Regions from separate parts of the Homo sapiens genome. Here all the other regions are linked to region 1. Evidence: chromatin loops called from intact Hi-C (ENCODE). Cell type or tissue: heart right ventricle. All regions are shown on one strand. Region 1 has its middle 45 kb from the start of DDX1. Region 2 has its middle 92 kb from the start of CYRIA. Region 3 has its middle 60 kb from the start of LINC01804. Region 4 has its middle 100 kb from the start of LINC01804. Region 5 has its middle 5.2 kb from the start of MYCNUT.

What was found. A loop is a pair of places that touch in the nucleus more often than their neighbours do. Peaks named below come from ENCODE experiments on the same cell type or tissue, not always from the same donor. Only the 100,000 strongest peaks of a DNase experiment are listed, where the experiment ranks them.
Region 2: it touches region 1 in a loop (8-fold over the local background); 31 of 110 quality-filtered maps call a loop at or near these places.
Region 3: it touches region 1 in a loop (17-fold over the local background); 26 of 110 quality-filtered maps call a loop at or near these places.
Region 4: it touches region 1 in a loop (8-fold over the local background); 5 of 110 quality-filtered maps call a loop at or near these places.
Region 5: a loop joins it to region 1, with 4 times the contacts of the local background. A loop is called at or near these places in 11 of 110 quality-filtered maps.

What each region holds. Positions count from the first base shown.
Region 1 is chr2:15,634,356-15,639,355 of GRCh38, forward strand. No RefSeq gene overlaps it. Among named protein-coding and RNA genes, the nearest start is that of DDX1, 45 kb to the left of the region's middle. RefSeq lists a silencer at 1,456-1,656. In heart right ventricle, a CTCF peak has its summit at 3,124 (motif pointing right); a DNase peak (open chromatin) is centred at 3,086.
Region 2 is chr2:16,755,386-16,760,385 of GRCh38, forward strand. No RefSeq gene overlaps it. Among named protein-coding and RNA genes, the nearest start is that of CYRIA, 92 kb to the left of the region's middle. In heart right ventricle, CTCF peaks have their summits at 1,993 (motif pointing left) and 2,196; DNase peaks (open chromatin) are centred at 226, 1,646 and 1,986; H3K27ac peaks cover 1,667 bases.
Region 3 is chr2:15,747,966-15,752,965 of GRCh38, forward strand. No RefSeq gene overlaps it. Among named protein-coding and RNA genes, the nearest start is that of LINC01804, 60 kb to the left of the region's middle. In heart right ventricle, a CTCF peak has its summit at 945 (motif pointing left); no DNase peak of the experiment used is centred here; H3K27ac peaks cover 609 bases.
Region 4 is chr2:15,793,186-15,798,185 of GRCh38, forward strand. No RefSeq gene overlaps it. Among named protein-coding and RNA genes, the nearest start is that of LINC01804, 100 kb to the left of the region's middle. In heart right ventricle, no CTCF peak of the experiment used is centred here; a DNase peak (open chromatin) is centred at 2,415; H3K27me3 peaks cover 468 bases.
Region 5 is chr2:15,912,684-15,917,683 of GRCh38, forward strand. No RefSeq gene overlaps it. Among named protein-coding and RNA genes, the nearest start is that of MYCNUT, 5.2 kb to the right of the region's middle. In heart right ventricle, no CTCF peak of the experiment used is centred here; a DNase peak (open chromatin) is centred at 2,078; H3K27ac peaks cover 289 bases.

The DNA of each region.
Region 1 (5,000 bases):
CTTTATAATATTAGTCTTGGATTTGAATCTGGCTCTAACTCACACTATAAATATGACAGAAGGCAAGGTCCGTTAAGCTTTGATTTCTTTATGAAAATGGTGAAAATTCACATTATTCAGGATCATGTTAAGCATTCAGCAAAATGTCTAGTAGATGAGGAGGCATGTGTACTGTATTTATAGTAGTTACATTTTTTGTGTTACACAGAATGCTGCAGTGAACATCTTCTGTCTTTTGAATTATTTTAAACTAGATTCCTAGAAATTGAGTTATTGAATTAAAGAGCCTGAATGTTATGAACATTTTTCAGAGTCATCAGATTGCTTTCTGAAAGAGTTGAGCTGGTTGACGTTAACACTAACAATATAGGAAGAAGTCTGTACAATTTATTTTACAAACTGAAGTATAGTTTGTTGCGCTCAAAGTATGCTTTCCTGATGTCTCTTCATATGGTGTGTGAATTAGTGCTGGTGAGTAGAGGTAGTCTCACATCTTACATGCAACTTCTTGCCTCCCATGGGCTCCCACTCCTGGTCCCACCATCATCAGATAAACAGGGACCTAGACTTGTTTTAAATAAGGTGCAGGCTTTTTTTTTTTTTTTTTGATTTCCTAATTTTTGTCTTTAAAGGTAGAAGTGCATGTGGCAATGACTGGGAACTGCCCAGATTAAAAAAAAAAATGTTGGTTCCTGGCCAATTCCAAATGGGTAAAGCTATTTAATCACATTCCTCTCCTTGTTCTGACTTAAAAGGGAACGACACACTATTTCAATTTGAATGAGATTTGTAAAATATCAAAAAAGTATAGATAAATATAAAATGAGGTCCCTGATAGGTTCTCTTGCAGTAATTTTATCATTTCTCTATAGATGTTGACAGTTTCTAAAGTCCTACCAGGCATTTTTTCTAAGTGACCTTATTTGGGAGGAAAAAGGAATATGTGTCAGAAGGGAAAAAATGTAGTGGAACAGGAAGGAAAGGGAGGGATACTATTTTGCTACTCCAAAGTAATTGATAGAGGATTCCTTTGGAGGGAGGAGTGGAGAGGGAATTTTTGCAGTTGTTTTCCATTCTACTGCTTTAAATCATTACCTTTCATTTAAACTCATTTAAATGTCTACTTTTTTCTGATGGATTCCACTCTTTCTGGTCAAAAGTATTGAGGGGAATTTGAAAGACAAGTCATCAGGTAGGCCTGGATTTGATCCCAACAATAGTTACTGACTTCTAGAGCTAAATCACATGCAGAGATCATTAGATATAAGGTGGGAACCAGGAATCTGCATTTTAACAAATTCCTGAAATAATTGTGTTCATGCAGATGGACCTTGAACCACAATTCAAGACACACTGTTACAGAGAAACAACTCTTAGAGCTTTTATTCTCACTGCAATCTTTTACTTGAGGATTTGGTTAAGATCTAAAATGACGTCTGAAAGACAGATGCTTGCTGTGTTAGAATCATGTCTCCTAGTTCACTGCCTTTGGACCCAAGATGTCCACCTTGAGTTCTGTTTCCTTAGCTTAGTGGTTCTTAACCCCAGCTGCACATTAAGGTCCCCTAGGATACTTTAAAAGAAAATACCGGTGTCTGCACTTCACCTCCAGAAATTCTGATTTAATTGCTCTGGAGTGGGGCCTAGATGGCCTCAGTGATGTTAATGTGCTGCCAGGCTTGGGAGCAGCTGCCTTAAACTGAGTCTGACCCTAGATGTTTCTTGGTCCTATTGCAAATCCTTGTGTCCTTTGCACCCATCCAAGCCAATGTGTCTTAAGGTTACATATAGTCAGACTCAAGCTGGAGCCCTTGTTGAAATATTATGTAGTGGGGATTATTGTAGAGAAACACTTTGATAGAAATTGTAACATATGTAATTTTTCAAGAAACTGATAAGATTATTCACCACCCGTAGTCTACTCAGAGGCTACTCACCTGTAGCCAAGTGAGTTTAATTCCCTTCAAAATAGTCACTTTGGGGATTGAGGCAAGTCTTTTTAAGGATGCTTCAATTTTTCAAAACCCATTTGGCCTTTTCTCTGTTTTAGACGTTGCTACTTTGTTTTTATTTAAAACATTGCCATTGCTTTAGATAGGACCAGTTTATACTCTAAAAATCACTGGTTTAACCCAATACTTTACCTCACATCTTGTTCTCCAGCTGGGTAACTCATTCTGTTCACCAGAAAAGACTGTGATTGGTTGCTAGTTTTGTGTTTCCTTGAATTGAATCCCAATTTAAGGATAAATATTTGCTGCTGCCAAAGTAGGACTTTGAAGAGGCAGCCAGAGGATGTTTCTCTGCAGGGCAATAATTGGGTGTGAAGGGTTTCCAGTTTTTTGTGGTGGATTAGAGTCTCGGGGAAGACACTCTGAGATAGAAAATCCTGATCAGAACAGGAGTCGAGAGAGAGGAGAGGCCGGTAGGGACAGGGTCAGTTGAATATTGGAGCAATGTTGTTTGATAATGAGTTTTGATTTTCCTTTTCTACATTGTGATTCTCTTAATACCTTCAGATGTTTGCTACCTAGGTCGGCAAGTAGGTCTGTCAGTATGACTTGCGTATGAAAGAGAAAGCTCTTCTGTGTTTAGACAAAGTAATGCTAGGAACAGGGTGTGGGAACTGATTAGGATCCTGTTCTGTGGGAAATTGGTCCCTAATGGTAAGAGGGGACAAGCAACTTCTCTGGAGTAGTAGTCTAAAGCTCAGAAGAGTGACAATCAGGCTTAGTGGCAATCAGGCTTTGTAAGCATTCTCAAGAATCCTTAGGTGCATTGGGGAGAGAATTGGCTAACTTACAGACACACAGGCTGAAAGCTTGAGGTATTTTGTTTGGCTCTTAAAGGCTAGCAATTTGGAGACATTGGCTTGCTTATACCCATATCATAAAATTCTGTTCACTTAAAATATTGATGTTAATTCTATTGGTTGTAATAAACTCTATCGTGTGCTTCTGCCCATAAATTATTATTCATTTTCCCACTGTTGTTAACCCAGCACCAAGAGAATACTTACTTACAAAATAACGCAAATGCATGGGGCCCCTCAACGCCAGCCTTCATGGGGTTGTGATTCATTATTTCCCAGTTGAGTGCACCAGGTGGCGCCAGTGTCACAGGAATACCCACAAAGAACACTGTGCTGGTGTATTTTTACCACTTGGGGTCACTTAAGGATTACCCGACTCCCTTTTTTTTTCATCTGAGCAAATCACAGATTCAAAGGAATTATTTCCCATTACATTTGACAGAGGCTGTGGTCTTTTTTTCTGGATCCTGAAGGCCAAGAAATGAGCATGAGGGTTTTATTTTTCTGTGAGTTGGCCCCGTGCAGTTTGTGCTCCAGTGTGTTCTCCTGTCACAAAGCACTTGCACATCCACCACACCAGCTTGCTCCTGGGCTCAGCACTGGGGACTTCTATGTACAAAGAACTTCCACACATGTCAAAATTGCCTTTATGCTAATTGCTATGCTCATTAACATCTCCAGAACTCGGAATGCTTTTTCTCAGTCATTTCCTTTGATTCTGCCTGTCTCTGAAAGCCCAGATTGAATGAAATCAGGTGAAGTATCATGTCAACAAGTCACTGCTGCCTGCTAGTCTTTCTGCCACTTACACAGTGGATCCTAGGCATTACGGCGTTGCCCTTCAAGAGCATGTTGGAGATTTGTGGAATGGTCTTCAACTGACTTTGCCTGCTTGGGGTTGGGTTTGGGTGGGGGTGAGGGCAGGATGTGTGGGCTTAGACAGACCAAATAATGAACCTCATGACTTCAAATAGTAGCTCATGGCTACTTATTTGAAAACCATAAGTGATGATTGGACACCCCAAGTGATAGTCTTCCACAATGTCCCTGCTAGCCAAACAGGGAGATTTGGGATTTTGGATTAAGAGATACTAAGTGGAAAAACAGCCAGACCTGATCTGTCCTTCTGCCTTCTGCTTTTCTCCAAAGAATAGCTTCTTGGGTGGGAGCAGGAGAAGGCTTAGTCACTGTTCAAGAGCAGCCTCTTCTGGTATAATTTATACCTATGACAGGAGCCCATTTGGCCTTTACCATTTAAGAGTTGTTATTAATCCATGTCAACCCCCATTCAAGAGCCTGTGATGGGCCTTGATTGTGTTTAAGTCCAGACTAATTTGGGCACTTAGGGCCCTCTAAAATCTAGTCCCAACCTTCCTAGTCCTATTTCCCATACTCCTCAAATCATATCAAATCTGGACTCCTTATTCCCCTCCATATATAACAATGGATAAAATTTATGACCCTTCACTATATCAGGTACTGTTCTAAGTGTTTACCCATCCTAACTCAATCCTCACACCAACCCCAGAAGACAAATTTTACTGGTGTTCCCATTTTCATAGATAAGGAAACTGATGCACCAAGAAATTAGTGATTTGCTGAAGATCATGTGACTAGGAAGCAGTGGAGCCAGAATTAGAATCCAGGCACTTGTCCACTACTCCCTGCTCAGTCCTGCTGCTTAAAGACCTGCCTCAAAGAAGGCTGCTCAAAGTCCTGCCTTCTCTTGCCTGTCAAAATTCCACCCATCCTTAGGGACCTGAGTCACTGCCACCTCTCTTGTGGGGGCATGAGAACATCATGCTTTTGAATACCAGCCATGAGCCAGCTATTTTGTATTTTGCCTCATGTAAGAGCCAATGCTATCATTTTTTGCAGATAAGGAATCCAAGGCCCAGAATAGTGAAGTCTAAGTACCCCAGGTTGAGGTTTTTTTTGTTGTCTGTTTGTTTGTTTGTTTTTGAGACAGAGTTTTGCTCTTGTTGCCCAGGCTAAAGTGCAATGGCATGATCTTGGCTCACTGCAACCTCCGCTTCCCGGGTTCAAGCTATTCTCCTGCCTCAGCCTCCCGAGTAGCTGGGATTACAGTCATGTGCCACCATGCCCAGCTAACTTTTTTGTATTTTTAGTGGAGATGGGGTTTCACTGTGTTGGCCAGGCTGGTCTCGAACTCCTGACCTCAGGCGAT
Region 2 (5,000 bases), 1.1 Mb after region 1:
GCCCTTTGTCCCTTCCTGAGCTGTGGACATGGCCACACGTGATGGAGCTGCAGAGAGAGGTGGGCATTGCAATCCTGTTCTTAGATAGGAACTGCCTTCTCTCCCGGGAGAACTCTGCTAGTTGGAGGAGCCGCTGTGGCCTATGCAATGGTCTTGTAAAGAGTTCAGGGCCCAGATGGATCCAGCAGATGCAGAGTGATGGGACTTGGAAGGAGCCCTTCTTAAGTGTCCAGCGGCTGGCTTGTCTCCCTGAGTCCGAGCTGTGTCTTTGGTTAGAGTGAGTGTGGGTGGGGAGAGGGGGCGATCTACACCGCTTGGAGAATTGATGCAAACAGTAAGTAAAAACAACTGTGAAGGGAAACTGGTCCCACGACCCACACTGCTTCATAATCACATTTTTTTCGGCCTTTTGATTCTGGCTTCATCTCATCTGTTTGTTTTGGATGCTTCGTTGAAGCCAGCTACTCCTGAGAAATAGGAAATGACACTATGCAAACAGCTGAAGATGGGACAATCCCGAGTCATATTAAACATGGGATTTTCAAACAATTTCAACAGAAAAAAATCAGTGAACAAAGAAATAGGAAGACAAGATCTTCAAATATCCTCCACTGTTAGCCAGTGAAAATACAAACTGATTTACACATAAATTACATCTTGAGGATGTCTCTCCTGTGGATTTACGAAAAAAATAATTGTCACCACCAATGGGGCTTATTTTTCCTCTGTTGATATTGTTGCCAGGCGGTGATCCTCATTTGCTGCCTCCTTTCTATCCTGTGGCCACGGCCCTAAGTCAGGCTGCATCGACTTCCGGCAAAGCTCCTACCTGTGAGTCTGGCTCTGGTCTGATCCCATGCAGCCTCCCAACCCATCTCTGCATCAGGGTGCAGCCATGCCACTCTCCTAAGCTGTTTGATCCCTTCCTTCTCCAGCTGAAAGCCCCATGATGACCAGATAACTATCATTGCTCTGGGATAATGCAGAGCTACGGACCACTCCATACACCGGGTCTATGTGCTTCCTACCTCCCCGGCTCCTCCCTGCCTCTGTGGTATCTAACTCTTCTTTTAAAATCTAAGTCCCAGCTACCCCAATACATGTTCAGCCCTCCAAACCCCGACTCTCTCATGGCCATGCCTTTTTCCCACTGCCCTCCTACATGGATAGAGCCCTCATCCTCCTAGTGTCCTCCTGCAATGCTTGGCTCACGTGTCAGTTGTTATATGAGTCTTCCTGACCGGCCCGAGTCTCTGTGGGAATTAGGTTGAGCCACTCCAGCCTCGGTGGACCCTCCTTAGACTGTCCTGTCACCTGTAGAGCCCTGTCACCCCTTTTTATGGACCTGTCTACCTGCTGGTCAGAGAATTCCAGAAGGCGGCATCAGCTCTGCCTGAGGCACAGGACACCTGGCACAGATGAAGGGTTAAGTGGATATTTGTTGAATTTGTCAGAGAGCGAGAACAAATCTCAAGTGCGATGGTCCCTGCTCATTCCTCTCTCCAGCCCCTGCCTGCATGTGCCTCTTGTAGAGACAGCTGCAGGGCCCGCAGGCCAGAGCCCCTGGGTCAGAGCAACAACTGCCTTGTGTTTTCTCCAAAAATGAAGATTGCAAAATCCTCGTGGCCTCGAGTTCACAGCTGTGGAAAGAAACTTCACGAGGTGACGGTGGGGTCAAGGGGCCCGGGTGGGGACGTGGGGACCACAGGGCAGGAATGAGCACCCACGGAGAAATGCAGTCCCGACCCCTTCCACCCCTTCAGGTCTGGCTGTATAAACTCGGAGAGGAGGCTGCTCTTCTCAGCTTTTCCCACGTTTCAGTTTTCTCTACATCTGGTTATGTAGCAATGCCTTCTCATCCCCTGAGAGCTAGCACCCCAACATATTTACTGAACATCGGTCTGGGTTATTTGCGTGTCATCAAGCTCCAAGGGCATTCAAATGACCTTCTGGAGGATGCACAGTGCCTTGGGGAACGGCGCCACCTGGTGGTCACTCGGAGTTAATAACCACATTCTAGGGCGAGGAAGCCTAGAGCATACTGGAGGGACCAGGTGGAGGCTCAGATTAAACAATTCCTGCTGCCGCTGACACATCTGTTCCATGGTGACAGAGCTGAGTGTGTGTCCCTGGCTAGAGGCAGTGATTGGACAAGGATGGTCAAAATGTATCCTTCTGGAATCTGAGCGCTGAAGGGTGGTTTAGAGACCAATACAATCCCAACCATTCATTTCTCAGATGGGCAAACTGCAGTCCAGAGGGGACAGAGGTTACCTAAGGTCTTTCAATAAATTAGTTGAAGAGATGGGGCAATAACACAGGTTTCTGGGCTCCTTGTCTGATACTCCTCCATTCTAGCACTTCAGAGCACCTCACGGTGATGTCCGTCCTTTATTTTATTTTATTTTTTAATTTGAATTGCTGCTTTAGACGAAAAAGAAGGCCAACCCCCCGCTGCCATAAACATCTTCTTTCTCTTTCCTAAATTCATATCACTTGGTCCCGACACCAGTCTTCCTTCCTCCAGGAAGTTTTCCCTGAGCAGTTGGAAATCCTCCTTCGGAAGCTCCCAGGCAATCTACCCGATACTGATAGAGGGACCGAAGTTGACTCTGGGATATGGTGTGCACAGACACAGCCTTGCCCCCAGCAGCTTACAGTCTAGTGGGGAGAGACAAGTGACAAACACACAGACAGACAGATAGATGCAGAAATGATGGATGGATAATTTCAGGTACTAACGAGGGCTTTGAAGATGATAAATAGGGCACTGTGATAAAGAATGGCTTGGAACGGAGCTATGTCAGCTAGAGGGAACGGGAGGCTGGTCTGAAGAGGGCTTAGCTGTGGAGGACAGGCAGAAGGTGGTTATTATGAGGGGAGAGCACTCCAAACAAGAAGAACAGTAAGTGCAAAGGACCCAAGACTGGAATGAGGTTGGCAGGTCCAAGACACAGAGAAGGCTGGAGAGATAGCCGGCTAGCGGACAAGACAGAAGTCGAAGATGATGGGATCAGAAAAGACAGGGAAGGCTGGATCTGGAAGGACTAGTTGGGTTTGTATGCTGCTTGCAATGGGAGGTCATCAGTAGGCGTAGGCGGAGAGTGGCATGATCTTATGTATACCTTAAGTGGTTCGCATGTGCACTAATGCTTAGGAACTCCTGATGTAATCCCTCGGCTCCTGCAGAAAGTCTTTTCTCACCCACCAAGTTAAGGAAGGTGTCCTTCATCCGACTCCTTGAGTTAACATCTTCATGCCTCCATCGCTGGGCCTACCACCTTGCTTTCGAATCAACTGTTTATATGTCTTTTTACTTCACTGGAAAGTAAGTCCAATATTCAGAGACACAGCAGTACAAAGTCAAGATCCAGAACAGACTGTTGAGATGCAAAAACTCGCTCTACCACTTCGTAGCAGTGTGGCTTTGGACAACTTATTCATTCAGCGTGTCTTTGCTTCACTTTCTTTATCCGAAAAATGGGGCTAACAGTATCTCCTGCATTGGACCGTTATTACAGTTAAATAATATATGAAAAAAATCTCATAAAAATGGCAGGCACTATGTAATTATAAATAATAGATATCATTTCTGGGTGTTTTCTCAGGCCTCCCATTAATAAGGTTGGTCCCAGAGTCTGTCAGGGCCTCTGGCTGTGGTGTGCATTGCTCATTGAATGGGGATATGGGACTACACAGGGAAGATTATTCCGGGATACAGTTTCTGGCCTTGGAAGAAAGAGTTGGCCTGCCAACAAATGTAAGAGGCAGGGATTGTTCTTAGCTTCATTTTATAGGCAAGCTCAGAAAGGGTAGTTTGCAAAGTGACCCAGGTATTAAGTATTAAATCCAGGATGCAAATATAGGTCTGTTTCACTCAACATCCAAGGTTGTTCTTTCTAGTTTTGTTTGTTTTAATTTGATTTTAACCCCACAGCACCATGCATGGGTAACAGCTGGCCTTAGAGCAAATGTATTGCCCTAAACGATCATACTGGTGTCCGAAATCCTGCCATCAGCCATCTGCCTTGTCCATATGAGGCCCAGCTTTCTGGTAGGGGACTAGGCTCTTGGGTGCAAAGGTGTGAGTTTTAAGCTCTAGGTGACAACACGATAAATATGGAACTACAATGTCTTTCTCAGACCCTGACCCCAAAATGGAGGTAACGATCCCCATTACCTTCCAAAGGGCTAAGCCCACAGAAGCTATTAATGGTGTTCAAGCAGATTCTGGTGGCTACTCTCAGATCAGAAGAGGACCTGGGTACGCTAGCCTTTAAATTTTGAATGTGATGAGGATAAACAGCAATAAAATGAAAGTGGCATTTGAAAAAGAAATATTTTCAGAAACAGATTGAAGACTGAAATTTGCATTGTAGTTGTGTCTATCAAGCTTTCCCTTATCGTGTTTAAATTAGAACTTGCTTATACTTTTTGAATTTATAATTTGCCCTCTTTCAAAATTGCAAGGATACAAACATAGGCAGGCTTGTGCTGGGAAGTAGCAGGGCCTGGTGGTCAAGAAGAGCACAGGACCCGGAGCTTAGAGGACTGGCTTTGATCCCCAGACTTCCATTCATAGATCTGGGACCTATATGAGTTCTTCAACTCTCTTTGCCCAATTCCTCTTTGTAAGATGAGAGTGACAGTGGTACCTGCCTCCTGGTGACTGGCACTGCTTAGAAGAACACTTGGCCCATAATTTTGTTAGCGGTTATTGTTACTGTTGCTATTATTGCTCTAAAAAGTAATTTGAAGGCTGGGCGTGGTGGCTCATGCCTGTAATCCCAGGACTTTGGGAGGCCTAGGTGGGCGGATCACGAGGTCAGGAGTTCGAGACCAGCCTGGCCAACATAGTGAAACTCCGTCTCTACTAAAAACACAAAAACTAGCAGGGCGTGGTGGCGCGCACCTGTAATCCCAGCTACTGTGGAGGCTGAGGCAGGAGAATCGCTTGAAACCAGGAGGCAGAGATTGCTATGAGCCCAGATCACGCAACT
Region 3 (5,000 bases), 110 kb after region 1:
TTCCTAACATTCCTAGGGCTGGGAGGCCCTGCAGTGCCTGCAGCAGTGATGGACAGACAGCTGAGAGAGCCGGCCCCGACCAGGGTGCGGGCTGGGGGGCGCCTTGATCTGCACCTCCTGCCCCCTCCCCACCTCAGCCCCCTGGAATGTTATCTTTCCTCTAATCACTTGCAGGCAGGGAAGAATGAGGTGGGGGCACCTGCCTACTGTGCCCCCTCAGAGGTAGCTTTGCCTCTTTCTGTCTCAGGGGGTGGGGTGGGGGCTGAGTGGTCCGGGGAGGAGGCTTGCGGCCTGTCAGGGCTGGAAGGGAGGGCGCTGGCCCCCTGCACCCACCCACATGCATTGCAGATGAGACCTGGCACGGGGAAGGGGTGTCCAGCCTCACCGCTTCCCAGCTGGGAAGGCTCTGAGGACTTTGCCTCACCCACGCCCTTTATTTTGTGGCTGAAGGGTCTTCAGCTCCAGGGCACATAACAGAGAGTTAGAGGCAAAGTCATGACTGGAACCCAGGACTTCTGATTGTTTATCTCATGATCAAACATCCTAACAGATACCGCTCTCCCTGGGCCTCAGTTTCCCCAAATGTAGAAGTGAGTGGGTTGGACACAAGGGTCTTTGAAGGCTGCTGTTTCTGATGTCCTTGGCCCTCTAAGAACCCCATCAGCCACTTGCACTGGTGGTGGCGTATGGTGGCTGCGTGCGGAAAGAAGGGAGAGTGACAGTTTAGCCATCTCATCCTCTTTCTCCAAAGAGGTCTTCAAAAAGTCTTGGAGGGAGGGGAGCCCTTGAAGTCTACTTCATCGGAACCCGAGCTGCTGAAGCAGCCAGCAAAGTGGGAAAGCATCAATTCCTACTTCCACGGCTCTGCAACTGTGGGACCTTGTGCAAGCCTCAATCTCTTATGAGCCTGGGATTCCTAAACCGCAAACGGGTTAATAACAGCGCCCCCTCCTGGCTGCTGTAAGGCTGGAGCAGTTTCTCCCCATGCTCCTCCTCTTGGCTGCCCCCTGGCTCGACCTCCCCTGCCCACTCTTGCTCTTGTCCGCTGCCTGCTGAGCCTTCACAAGGGTCTCTGAAGTGCTGTCCAGACAAGGCCGCCAGGAGCCTTGGAGTTCCCAAGACAGCATGGAGTTCTGCGGTGGTTCTTTTCCACAAGACACCTTGTTTATTATTATATGCAACTTCATTTTCATGTCTTTTAATACTTTTCACAAAGAAAGCTTTTGCAAATTGGAGGAGAAAACTATAGTCTGTGGTATTTCACCTGCCCTGGGCTAGGCCCCCGGAGTGCCTTCCTTTAAGCCAAGACAGCTACTCGCATTTCTCACTGAATCCTCTTGGCAGTCCCCCAAAAGCAGGTATTTCTCCCCATCTGAGGGATGAAGAAACTGAGGCCGAGGGAGACTTGGACTCACACAAAGTCACACAACTAGTCTGAGGCTGAGCTGGGGTTTCTTATGAAGTAGCTGGGTGAGGCTGTGTGTTTGTTGTTTTAATGCAGAGGAGAATGTCCCCAGCTGCACTTCAAATCCCATCCTGAACTTGGACAAGCAAGAACTGTCATCTTGTGGGCACCACATGATTTCCTTAAAGACAATTGGCCTGGACCTATAAGTTGCTTTTAAATTTTTAATATTCTAGGTAATGCTGGCATGATCATTTTCATACATCCATTCACAGTATGTGCAAAATGCCTGCTGCTTGCTAAGCACTGTGTTGGCTGAATACCCCAGGCTAAGGCCCTGCAGGGCTGGAAGGGGGAAAACAACTCGATTTCACTTCTGAAAATGGCTGGGCAGGAAGGAACTGAAAGAGGAGGCCATGCCTGTGCCAGGGTGTTATGTTTGTGCCCATGCCTGACTTGCCCGCCCCTCCAATGTGCCTGCCACTGTGCTGTGTACACTTTGCTGTTCTGGAAGTATTTATTATGCTTCAGAGACACCAGAGAGCCCAGGGCAGGCTGGTTCTACTTTTCTGCAACCAGGGAGGTAAAGACTGCATCTAGTTAGGGGTAGCGAGCCTGGAATATCAGCTGGAAAAAGCAGTGGAGATTCTTGCCGTTGTCCCTATCACAGCTTTCTGAAGCCCTTCAAAGGAGCAGCGTGCTGGCTGGACGGTACTATACCCATGACCTCATCTCCTTTGCTGTCCTCCTTTTTCTGGTCAAATCAAACAAAAACAAAACATTCGCCAACATTATATTTAGAGGCTGTTGTATATTAAGAGGAGCAATTGTGAGGAAATCTAAAATTAGCCCAACATTAATCAGGACCTGTCACCAAAGTAGATGACTCAGTTTCCAATTCCACATGTCACGCTCTTAGAGACAGACCTTAGTGACACTGAGGAAGCCCAGCGCTAGGACATTGTATGACTGCTGGCAGTGGTATAAAGTGCACTTGCTGCAGAGTCGGGCGGGCCTGGGTTTGACTCCTGGCTCTGACCCTTGCTAGCTTCAGATCCAAGGAGTGCCTTCTTAACCTCTTTAACCTCAGTTTCTCCATGTGACAGGAGAGGCTGAAAGCACCCACAGCATTGTTGTGACAGTTAGATAAGATAACATATGTAAAGGATGACCACGTATAGTTCCTGGTGCAATGGTCCTTTTAAAATGCTGTTTTCCCTCCCCCAGCAAGGCTGTAGTTCCTGAAACCAACTCAGAGTAGCAGCCAGGGCAGTCCTGAAAAGAACCATCTCCACTTGGGAACCATCAATCACCTCTCCCTTTTCAAAGTGCCGCAGACTCTCGGAGAGAGAAAAGACCTTCCATATTGTTTACTCCAACCTCAATGCCTGGATGCCTTCCACTATGTTCTTCTGCTTACATACCCCTTGATGATGGGAGGCTCACTATTTCTTGCTCATTCTGTTTTTTAATGGTTATTAAACTCTTCTCTGTTTTGAACCAAAATATACCTCTTTATAGCTTTTCCTCTTGGATGAGCTCACAAGTATAGGCCCTGCCTGCCTCCAGCCTACTGCCCTGCATATTCCAGGGCTGGGGCCCCATAACCTTTGCCAGTGAGCCCCAGCCAGACCCAGTATCCAGGACGAGGCCTAACTGAAGGGAGGAGGGATTGACAGGATTCCAGCCTGGGATCCTAGGCCGGGACCTAGCCATGGCCTTGTGCCCCAGTCCTGCCTTTTCTCAGCCATGAGACTCAGGCCTCACCTTACCTGACTCATTCAATCCAGCAAACGTTACTGGGGCTACCTCCTTTACACTGGGCACTGCAGATGCAAATTACTAACAGCTCTCCCATGCCTCCCTATGTCCCAAGGCATGCCAGTGACACTATGGGACAGTGGCAGCTCACAACATGGGCAGACTTGGGCTCAAATTCTAGCTCTACAATTTCCTGTGTGTGATTTTGAACAAATGTCTTGTCCTATTGGAGATTATGTGCCTTCTGCTCTTTAACCAGAGATTGGATTAAATAATTTTAAGGAGCTCATTCTTTTAAAACACTGGGGAATATATTCTAGCTAGAGATGTGAGTGTGTGGGGGGTGGGGGGGAGAAATGAGTTGTCACCTTTGAAAGGCCACTAGACTATTGCATTTGGCTGCCACAAGAGCTGACTGAGGGTGGGACAGCTCGACAGCTGTCTAGGGCACCAATCTAGAAGGGGCTCAAAAACATGGGAAATGCAATCAAATGGAGACACTTGTGTTTACCAGGACACCTCTCAGAGGGAATGTAGAGTAAAGGGATACCTGAGAAGCCATTTAGGATAAAGGTGAGGAGGTGAGATCTCTAAGAGATATACTCAAACAAATTGTCATTTTGAGGGAGTGGGTCTGGTGAACTGCAGGACTTTTATTTTGCTGAATGGTAATGCAAGTTAAGGCCTGAGCAGAACTGTTAGGCTCAATGGACGAGAGCCATGGAAACCCCTGGAGCACTTTCTCTGCCCTTCCTGCATGCATTGTTCAGTAACTTCCTCTTTAAGTAAATTTTGGACATATATTTAAAGACTGTTGGTTTGAAAGGCACCATATTGCTGAGCCATTTGATATTAGCCTTCCCAGGCACCTATGTAGCTAGATACGGCCTTTCTGCTCCAAAAGGAGGGTGATCTGATAACATTCCCTGGCGAGACACATCCCAGCAGAGAGAATGCTAGATGATTTCTCTTGTTTCTATCTCCTCATCTCAGGTGGCCTTTGCTGATTCCTAGTTCTTGATTTCCTCCTTGATGCGCCTGCCTTGAAGTGTTCAGTCTCTGTTTAAGTTCTCCTGTTCACAGTCCAGCCTCTCACACCAGCCCTGCCTCTCTGATCCAATCCTGCATTCATTTCCCTCTTGTGCATGCCTAGGGCCAACACGCCAATAATTCCCACTTCTACCTAGCCAGTTTGGCAATTTGCACAATTGAAACTTTTATCAGCACTCTGCTTATGGGACGGTCAGGTATAGGAACTTCCTAACTCTCAGGCACAGCCATCACCCCAGAAGCAGGCAGAAAATGCACCCGGGTAACACACAAAGTAGCCTTCCGAAAGCACATGCATGTTTCATGAGCAGATATGCACCAACGTCGGGCTTTCTTGTTAAGAGTTTGGTGGCATAGAATTCTGCGTGAAGGGAAAATTACTGACTTAATCAGGTTGAGTAACTGGTTTCTTCTGGGAAACATAATTTCTTCCCCTTGTTAGTGTAAATAATGGTTTAGTAGCAATTGGAGATGCGTTGAGCAATGGAACTGATAAGCAGTAGCTTGGGGAGAGAGGAGATGGGAAAAATAAAAACAGAATTGTTACCTGGAAAAGAAAATTGGGGCCATTTGGTGCAGGGGCAACTGGCCTGTACAATGTGATACTTCCAGACAACATCAATTTATTAAAGTCTGTTTAAAGTCATGGGTATTCCACGTAGTTTGTTAAAGAAGTCAGGAGAGTTTACAATCCATTTTATATTACCTGGTTCTTGATTTCCTCCTTGATGCACCTGCCCTGAAGTGTTCAGTCTCTGTTTAGGTTCTTTTCTTTCATTTTATA
Region 4 (5,000 bases), 160 kb after region 1:
CTGTCCGAGAGTTCTCCCAGAATGTCATCCTTGGCCACTGACCCTCAGCATCCTGGGGGTTCCTCCTGCCCCTGGCCATACCACCTGCCTACACACCACCATGCTGGTGCCAGGAGGGCGGCCTGGGAATCCTGAGATGCCAGGTGGGAATGGCTGGGAAAGGGAAGAGAAAAGACCAGCAGAGAAGCTTTGCCCGGAAGGTAAGTGGTTCCTGAAGTTGGAGAGAAAGTTGCCATTGATTATTTTCCCCCTCCAGGATCTCCTAAAGCTCATTAAAGAGAATGTTTCCTCTAGCAGTGCCAGCAGGCTGTGAGTTTCTGATCTGCCAGAAGGCTTAAAGCCTGCTCCATCTCCCCTTCTTCTTTCCCTCCTCCCATGTCCCAGACCCCAGGGATGTGGAGAGAAAACGACAATAGGCAGGGACCCTACTCTCCCAGAGCTCCTGGCCCAGAGGTAGGCATGAAACATGTGCACAAATACAGTCAGTCCTCATTATCCACAGATTCTCTATTTGCAAATTCACCTGCTGGCTAAAATGTATTCATAATCCCCAAATCAATACTTGTGGTGCCTTTGCAGTTATCCAAGAACCTGCACAAAGTGGTGAGAAATTTGAATCACCTGACGCACATGCTCCCAGCCTAGGCTGAATGGTGCAATGCTCTGCCTTCTTGTCTCGGCTCTCAGACTGTGTCCGAATGTCCTTTCTGAGGTATATTTAGTGCCATGTTTTTCGCATCTTCGTGCTTGTTGTTGTTTAAATGGTCCCTAAGCACAGTGCTGAAGTGCTGTCGAGCGCTTCTGAGCACGAGGAGGCTGTGATGTGCCTGACACAGAGCATCCATGAGTTAGCTAAGCTTTGTTCAGCTGCGAGTTGTGCTGTTGGTCGTGAACTGAATGTTAGTGAAACAACAATATATATTTGATAAGGTGTCTTTAAACAGAAACGTGCATAAAATAAGGTGATGTATTGATTGGTTGACAACAGTGTTGTGATGAGAAGCTCACAGGAACCCGGCCCTGTATTTCTCCTAGGAGCTGTGGTTCCGTGTCCGCTAATTTGGCATTCAGGCAGCTTGATAGAACATAACTCCCATGAATAATGAGAATTGACTGTTACCTGCAGTACCAGCAGAATGGGAGGCCTTAAGAAGCTCCCAGCTGGGTGGGGGTAGGAGACATGGCTGCAAGCAATCTTCTGGATCAATTGTTCCAATGCTTCCCATGGCTGTTACCAAGCTTTCCCCTCCACCGCTCCACAAATAAAATAATTGAGCTGGACTTGGTAGACTGGGGCAAATTCTGGCCATGGGAAGACCTGAACACTAAAAAGAAGCAGCCAGTTCTTTGTTGAAAGCTTGATATACCCTTGAGTGAGTCTCTTCCTCTTGTCTTCTGTGCCCTTGGCCATAAACTAGAGAGACTGGACCAGACAATCTCTAAGACTTTCAAACTCCAACTGGCCGTGACTCGTTGAGATTCAGAAAAAAAGATGAAAATCTTTGCGTTCCTGGAATCATATCATTTGTTAAGTCAGGTCAAAATGTATGCAACTCTTCATGGCTCCACCCATACCCTGTTTTTGGATGTCACAAACATTTATTGGACAGTGATTATGCACCATAAGAAAGGGCTAAAGCTTTTACATATCTTTTTATGTTAAAAACAAACAAACAAAAGCTATATGTCAGGTACTGTTGCAAGCTCTTTATCTGTGTTAATTCATTTAATCTTGACAATGACCTTATGAGGTAGTTACTTTAATTATCTGCATTTCACATATGGGGAAACTGAGGCATGGTAAGTCGAATGAGTTTCTCCAAGGTCACACAGCCAGTAAGTAGGCACAGTGGGATTCCAATCTAGGTGCTCTCTGCCGGAGCCTGAGTCCTGAGCCCCTGCACTCCCCTCTCCTGCCTTTCTTGTCTGTCCAAGCCTCACTGCTCACTGACCAGCAGCAGGAGTATCACCTGGGAGCTTGTTAGAAAGGCCACACCCTAGACCTGCTAAATCTGGCTCTGCATGTTAACAAAGCCCCCCACCCCCACCCCCAGGAGACTCAAACACACCTACAGTGTGAGCAGCCCTATGTTAGACCATTTAACCTTCCTTTGGATGAAGAGGAAGTAGAGCTCAGTGGGATTAAGCAGCCTGGCCAAGGCCACACAGGAAGAAAACGCAGAGATGAGGCACTTGACTCAGGTCGTGATGCCACGCTGGAGGTGCCCTCCTGGGCACTCATGGCTGTGGGGGAAAAGTGGGAAGCTTCAGTTTAGTTTCAGAGTAAGTTCATATTCATTTGCTTGACAGATGAAGCTTTTCCTTAGAGGAGAAACCCTGACATTGAGCGGCGGCACATCCTGTTGACCGGGAGCCAGGCCCTGGCTGCAGCCAGCGGGGAACATCTGGATGACATTAGCAGCCTGAGTGTTTGGTTACAGAATATGTCCACCTGGCCTGGCCACAGCCAGGAAGAGAGAAGAGCTTGGGTTCAAGAGGGAGTTCCAGCAGGCGTAAGTAGTGGCTGCTAGGAAAAGCCTCTGAAGCGCATTCCGACGTGGGCTTCAGGCCAGGAGCAAGTGCAAGACTACGTTTTGGTGGTGTCCTAGGTGGGACAGAGTTTTCTTAAAGACGTAAAGTTTCCTCAGGGGGCAGCCAGTGTGATCCCATAGCTCAATCCCAGATCCTCTTGGCTGTTTTGCCGAGGGACTGTCCAGTTTCTGCTCCCACTCTTCCAGGAGCAGGAGGCTCACTTCTTCCTGAGGAAGTCAATCTCTTGTCCAAGCCCCCAGACTCCTGAAACGCCTTCTTGGTGATAAGCTGGAATCCTCCCCAAAGCTTCCAGACTCTGCCTTAGAGACACAGAACAAATCCCTAAACCATATGATGGTACTTCAGATATGAGAAATCAGCATCTGGTCCAGACTGGAGGGCTGGGGGATGATCAGAGTGTGGAACCACCTGTCCTCTGGGTGGTGCTTGTGAAGGAGGGTGTTGGGGGTTGGGTGGAAATAGGTGCCACCCAAGACCACCTGAGACAGCCTTGCTGGGTGGGCACATGAGTGGAGGCCGTTGGGCAGGTGGGAGTCAATTGCAACCCTGAGGCAGGAGAGAGGATGGGGAATGAGGAGTAGGGCAGCTGGTGGCCAGGAAAGCTGAGATCCAGGAGGGGACAGGGGAGGAGCAGGTCAACAGGAGTGGGTCGGAAGCACCTCTCTCATACGGAGTCTGGGCTTGAGTATCTCTGTAGGGTGTGCATTACACTGCTGCCCTCACAGAGCTGTTCAGGGTCCGGAGCCTGTCTCACACCAAGCAGGTTTTCAGAGAAGAGGCTTTGAGCTGGGTGTAAAAAGAGAGTCGGAGAATGGGCCCTTTGCAGTTAGATTTACCCAGGCTCAGCATGTCCCAGCCCCAGGCCCGGGGACAGATTTACACAGCTTTTCTGAATCTTAATGTTCTCCCCTGTAAAATGGAAGCGTAATACCTACTTCCTATCTTTCGTTGGATTCAGTGCTTAAATGCATGGAATGTGGTTAGCAGAGTGCTCAACCCATAGAAAAGTTTGCACCCTTTTAAAATATTTCTGGGTGAGCAGGAATTAAAGCTTACATGGCAAACTTTTCAAATATCTGTTTATGGGCAGGAGGAAAGTGAGATAAAAATGGCTTTTGTTTCTAAGGCACCCATGAGGCCCATCCTTACTCCTTGAGGAAAATGTGTATCTTGGTTAAGTCGCTATTAACCCCTGGCTGTTTCCCTCGACCGCTGGGACGCCACCTTAGTGTCCACCTTAGATATCTGTAGGTGCCCATGATGACACAGGCTTGGAGGGTTTCACAGGCGCCATCTCATTTAATTTAATCCTGGCTGCCACTCTAGGGTCATCTTTCCGTTCCGTTTGTACAGATGCAGGAACTGAGTTGCAGAAAGCTTTAGGGAGGCTGTGTGACTTGCCTGAGGTCACACAGCCTCTGAGTGTGGGGGGCAGGGGAACTTTCCCCCGAGTCTCCCCATTAGCTACCCTCCAGGACAGAGAGGTTTTCTGAGGAGGGTGGGTTTGAGCTGGGGGATTCGTCCACTCCCTGACCCCACCTTGGCCCTCTCCTCACCTTGGCCTTTCCTGGGCAAGGGGCCATGGGGCAAGAGACCTCCCCAGACCTCCAGGTCCGCACCAGGCCCTGCAGCTGGCAAACCTCCTCATCCCCAACAAGGGCGGGCATCTCCCAGGCAGCACCCCCTCTCCGGAAAGCATAATCAGCAGCAGCTAATCTAATCAGATGGGGCTCCCACAGCTGAGCCTTCCAGTCCAGAATCCACCCCTGCCCCTGCCTGCCAGACCCCTTTTCTAAAATCTGTGATCTTCCTGCTTGAAATCACCTTTAATTTCCCTCAGGAATGAACAAGCATTTAGAGGTTTGGTTTCAATTACACCTGGAAAAAAAGTTTGACACAAATTTCAAGCCAAATAAATTAGGAAACCACAGACCCGGGACTACAAAGCGAGCGACGAGGAGAGGCTGAACTTCATCCCTGGGTGAGCGCAGACCCTGTGCCATGCTCCTCACTGCTCACCAATGCCTGGCCAGCGTTCTCCTCCCCTGCCTGGGCTTTCTCCCCCAGGAAGCCTTCCTTGACTGCCCCAGCCACCAGGGGTCTCTCCTGCCTTTGCTCTCCTAGAGTCACAATTCTGTGGGTGACTGCCTTAGGAAAAGAATCGCTTTGTAACCACCTCTTACCTCCCAGCTCTCTCACATTCCCTCACCAAATATGCATCCGTGGAGGCCGCAGCAATGATAATACCCAGTTTCCACATGATTAATGTGATTTCCTTCACCTCATTTCTTTTTCCCTCAACCACCAGAGCAAAGCATCAACCATTGCCCAGGTATCAGCTTCAACAGCACCTCCTTCAGGAAGCCTTCCTTGATTGCTCCAGGCCAGGCAGAGGGTGAGTGCAGGAGGGAATCTGAGGTCCCAACATATCTGATTCCCAAATCCCT
Region 5 (5,000 bases), 280 kb after region 1:
CTCTCTGCCCAAATTCTCTCACTGAATTTCAAAAAGAATTTGTATCCCCTTTTGATCCCCATAGAAGGCATCAAAAGGTGAGAGAAGTCAAAGAATCTTTCCAGGTTCACCAAAGTCAGAATTATTATTATTATTATTTTGAGATGGAGCCTGGTCTGTCACCCAAGCTGGTGTACAGTGGCACAATCTCGGCTCACTGCAACCTCCACCTCCGGGGTTCAAACAATACTCCTGTTTCAGCCTCCTGAGTAGCTGGGATTACAGGTGTGTGCCACCATGACCCACCCAAAGTCAGAATTTGAACCCAGTACTCTCCCCTTTTTCCTTTCTTCTCTCCATCCTTCCTTTTCCTTCTTTAATTTTTATTTTTTTATTTATTTTGCCTTCAAAAATATTTATATAGCTCCCAAGCACAACACTAAACACTGGCCTGGGACTTCATGAAACTTACCTCCAGGGGGAGGGATGGAAAGTAAAATAAACAAATAAATGAGCAAATAGTTGCAAATGCTTGTCAGGGCTGTGAAGCAAATAAAACAGGGTCATGTGAAATACCGAAACTGAGCAGGCATGACATGGAATACTTCAGGATAAGTGGTCAAGGAATGTTCTCGAGGAAGCAGTATTTGAGCTGAACCCTGAGTGAAGAGCTGTGGAAAGACCAGAAACAGTGTTTCAGGTGCAGAGAATAGTAACTGCAAAGACTGAGGCGAAACTAAAAAAGTCATCGAAACCCACACTGAGCCCTGCTGGCGGGGAACTGATGACTCCTCGTTGGTACGGTCGTCTGCCCTGTCCAACGTGGGGTTCTTGAGAAGCTGATTCTGAAATTGAGATTAGGGTACAGGAAGATTCTTGTGGGGGTGCTCTTGTGAGGAGTGAAGGCAGCGAGGCTAGGCAGAGGGAGGGAGGCACTGAACTGTGCTGCAGTCTCACAGCACTGGCACAAGGACCCTGACCTTGGCATCACCGACTGCATAGGGTTGAGAATTTGACCATCTCTGGGGTGCCACAACTCTTATAAATTCAATCTCGGGTCTGATACTCAGCCTTTTCCGCCCTCCAGTTGTGAGAGATGATGGCCTCTTTATATGCTACCAACGAGGTCCTATGGCTGTCACACTTTACCTTCGTGATTAATCACTCTCAGCCTTCCACTGCCTTTCTCAAATGCATTGATGGTTCTCAGCAACAGCCATCTCACTCCATTGTTCGCCCCTCCTCACCAGCCTTTCAAACTCCTGAAGTCTTGCACCTCCTGTCCATTCCTTTCCATAGCTGTTCCACCCAAGTGTATCATGGAAGTTTTACCAATTGCAAAGCATGCCTGGGGGAATCAGTGCTCCACTGCCACAAGGGATGGGGTCCTCGTGGTCAACTGGCTGATGAGTGATCAAACTTCAAAATCCCATACACAGTCTGCTTCCTCAAACCCTTCCTGGCACCAACATCTCTGAGCCGGAGATGCACGTGCGGTAAGTTTATAGGGAACATCCTCTGAATTATTCCCTGCAGAGGAGTGAAGAAAGTAAACATATGCCAGGTGTGGTGGCTCATGCCTGTAATCCCACCACTTTGGGAGGCTGAGGCGAGTGGATCACTTAAGGTCAGGAGTTCGAGACCAGCCTGGCCAACATGGAGAAGCTCCATGTCTACTAAAAGTACAAAAACTAGCCAGGCATGGTGGCATGCACCTGTAATCCCAGCTACCTGGGAGGCTGAGGCAGGAGAATCGCTTGAACCCGGGAGGCGGAGTTCACAGTGAGCCGAGATGGCGCCACTGCACTCCAGCCTGGGCGACAGAGCGAGGCTCTGTCTCGAAAAAAAAAGAAAGAAAAAAGACAGAAAGTAAGTGTGGCCAGAAGTTCAATTCTGAAGCCCTCACAGCAACAGCCTCCGCCAGTCTCATAGGGCTGAGAGCTCTGGAGCTGGGGTGGCACTTTGTCCCAAACTGAAGCACTGAAGGGCTAGGCTTTTGTTCCCCCACATCAGTCAACTGTGAGACTGGGATACCTCACTGGAGGGGCCGCATGGCAGCTGCTTTCAGCTAAACATAGTGTGAAGGGAGGGAGCCAGCTGAACCTCCGCCAACCTTCTGCACTTCAGCAGGCAAAGCTGCAGTGGCTGGGGGAGTCCTGCCTTGGCTCTGCAGTGGGGCGTAAGGAGTGCACCGGGACAGCCACCACAGCCCCACTTCCATGCTTCTACCGCAAAGAGCAATTAGCTTCTTTTCTTGGGACACATATAGAATCAACATCTGGAGACCACGAGCCTGAGACCCATTTCAAGTAGCAAAAGAATTTGGACAGGATGCATTTAATCTTGAGTTAATGGTACAAAGCTCAGCCAAGATAAAATTCTCAGCCTCAACATATTTTATTTTGAAAAAATGTTATTGTCAGGTACAAGGGAAATTCCTCCTAACTTAGGGGGCTCTGCCAGATGACATAAGCACTGGAGGGACCATTCGTCTGGTGTGTTATCTTTTTCATCTAAGTAGGTCTTTCCTCCACCAACTCATCTCTCAAAAAGCTGGCCACAGTTCCTAAGTAATTCTATCCCCTGACAGCTGCAGGAAAGAAAATAGTTGTGACTTGAAAACACACATTTTTAGGCTGGGTGCAGTGGCTCACACCTATGATCCCGGTACTTTGGGAAGCTGAGGCAGACGGATCACCTGAGGTCAGGAGTTCGAGACCAGCCTGACCAACATGGAGAAACCACGTCTCTACTAAAAATACAAAATTAGCCAGGCGTGGTGGTGCATGCCTATAATCCCAGCTACTCGGGGAGCTGAGGTAGGAGAATCACTTGAACCCAGGAGGCAGAGGTTGCAGTAAGCCAAGATCGCGCCACTGCATTCCAGCGTGGGTGACAGAGTGAGACTCAGTCTCAAAAAAAAAAAAAAAAAGAAAAGAAAAGAAAAAAAGAAAGAAAACAGACATTTTTGGGGCCAGGCACAATGGCTTACGTCTGTAATCCCAACACTTTGGGAGGCTGAGGAAGGATCACTTGAGGTCAGGAGTTCAACACTAGCCTGGCCAACATCCCAAAACCGCAACTCTACTAAAAATACAAAAATTAGCCAGGCATGGTAACATGTGCCTGTAGGGCGGCAGAGGTTGCAGCAAGCTGAGATTGTGCCATGCACTCCAGCCTGGGCCACAGAGCAAGACCCTATCTCAAAAAAAAAAAAAAAAAGAAAAAGAAAAAGAAAGAAAAGAAAACAGACATTTTTGGATGTCATGTTTCCAAACACCAAATATGTTGGGTTTCCCCTTTCTTCTCCCATATCTTCCCTGCTCTGGGTGGAATTCAAATGGGGAATTAAAGCGAACACTTTGAGCCTAATTTCCAATCCTTACATTTTTATTGAGCACCTACTATGTGGCCAATGTGTTGGTAGTTATTAATAATAATAACAACCACCATTCACTGCCTGTTATGGGCCAAGTACTGTGCAGATATTACTTTGCATGCTTATAAGGATGATAAAGATTAGATGCATGTTAAAATTATTCCATTTGTCTCAGAGGGAAAATGGGGCTCTACTAGATTAACCAATCTGATCAAGTCAGTGAGGAACCCAACCCATGATAAAGGAGTTCAGTTTTAAAAAACTCAAGGGCTTCCCATCTATCATAGAGTCTAGTGAATAGAAAGAACTCAATAAATGCATTTGAAGCATTTTTAAGTATGATTGACCCATTTAGGCTGCAGGGTGGGCATGGAGGCAGTGGTGCTGCCTGCAGCCACAGGGTATGCCGTCTAAGTATGACACCGGACCTGCTTCTCAGAAAGGTCCAGCACTCTCAGTGAACTTGAGAGAGCCACTGTCAGTCCCAAGTTTGGAATTTCTACTAGCAGGACAGGCAGTTCATGCCCAGAAAAGGGGCTGCCTCTTAGTCTGGAGCTCTCAGTTCTCTGCCCCAAGGAAGCCATGGGTGGCCGGTGTGCTTCCCATTCGCACAGAAACAGGAGGACTTGGCAGTGCCTTCTATGGGAGCTTTCCTTCAGGGCTAGGATAGGCCAAGGAAAGGATGGGATTGGACAGAGAGAGCATTCTAGAGCTCACCTTTATCACAGAACCTCAAAGAACACAAAGTGCTGGAAATAAATACCAGGGCAGAGACTTCCAGGGTAAGGCCTTCTCTAAATCCACTGTTCTTCTTGTCCCCTACGTCCCACGGTGTCTACTTCAGAAATCTGGGAGGAGCATTGTACTCTAGTGGAGGGAAACCAGGCTTTGGAGTTAGAAGGGCTGGGTGTGAATCCTGGGTCTCTAGCTGGATGACCTTGGGTAAGTTACTTAGCTTGTCATAGCCTCAGCTTTCTCTTTTGTAAAATGGAGCTAGTAATCCGAACACCAGAGAGATTGTTCTGAGGAATAAAGGATATTGCAGCTGTAAAATGCTGGCCCTTACTATTTGAAAATAAATCTTACATCTGCTTTCCCCTTCTCAAAGATGTGTGATTATTCCTGCATAGACATGTGACTAGTCCTATACGTTTATTTTTACCTGTCCTTTTTCTAAAAATAATTTGAGGCAGCTGGTTTAATGACAAGACCAAAATAGAAGGCTCTCTCTCCCCTTTAATCCCTGCTCTCAAACACTTAGTGCAGGTGGCTATGTCACATCGAAGGAGTGGGAAGTAACAGAAGTGCGAGACATGCATTCAGCAGGTAGTATACCAGCCATGGGAGACTCAGAACGGACAAATGCCCGCCTTCACGGAACTCACTATCAAAGGTGGCATGCAGCCTGTGAGCCATTCCACACGGGCTTTCAATCCTTTGAGTTCTGATAATTCTACCTACTTCATATTTATTTTTCTTTTTTATTTTATTTTATTATTATTTTTTTGAGACGGAGTCTCACTCTGTTGCCCAGGCTATAGTGCAGTAGCATGATCTCAGCTCACTGCAACCTCCACCTCCCAGGTTCAAGTGAATCTCCTGCCTCAGCCTCCCGAGTAGCTGGGATTACATGTGCTCACCA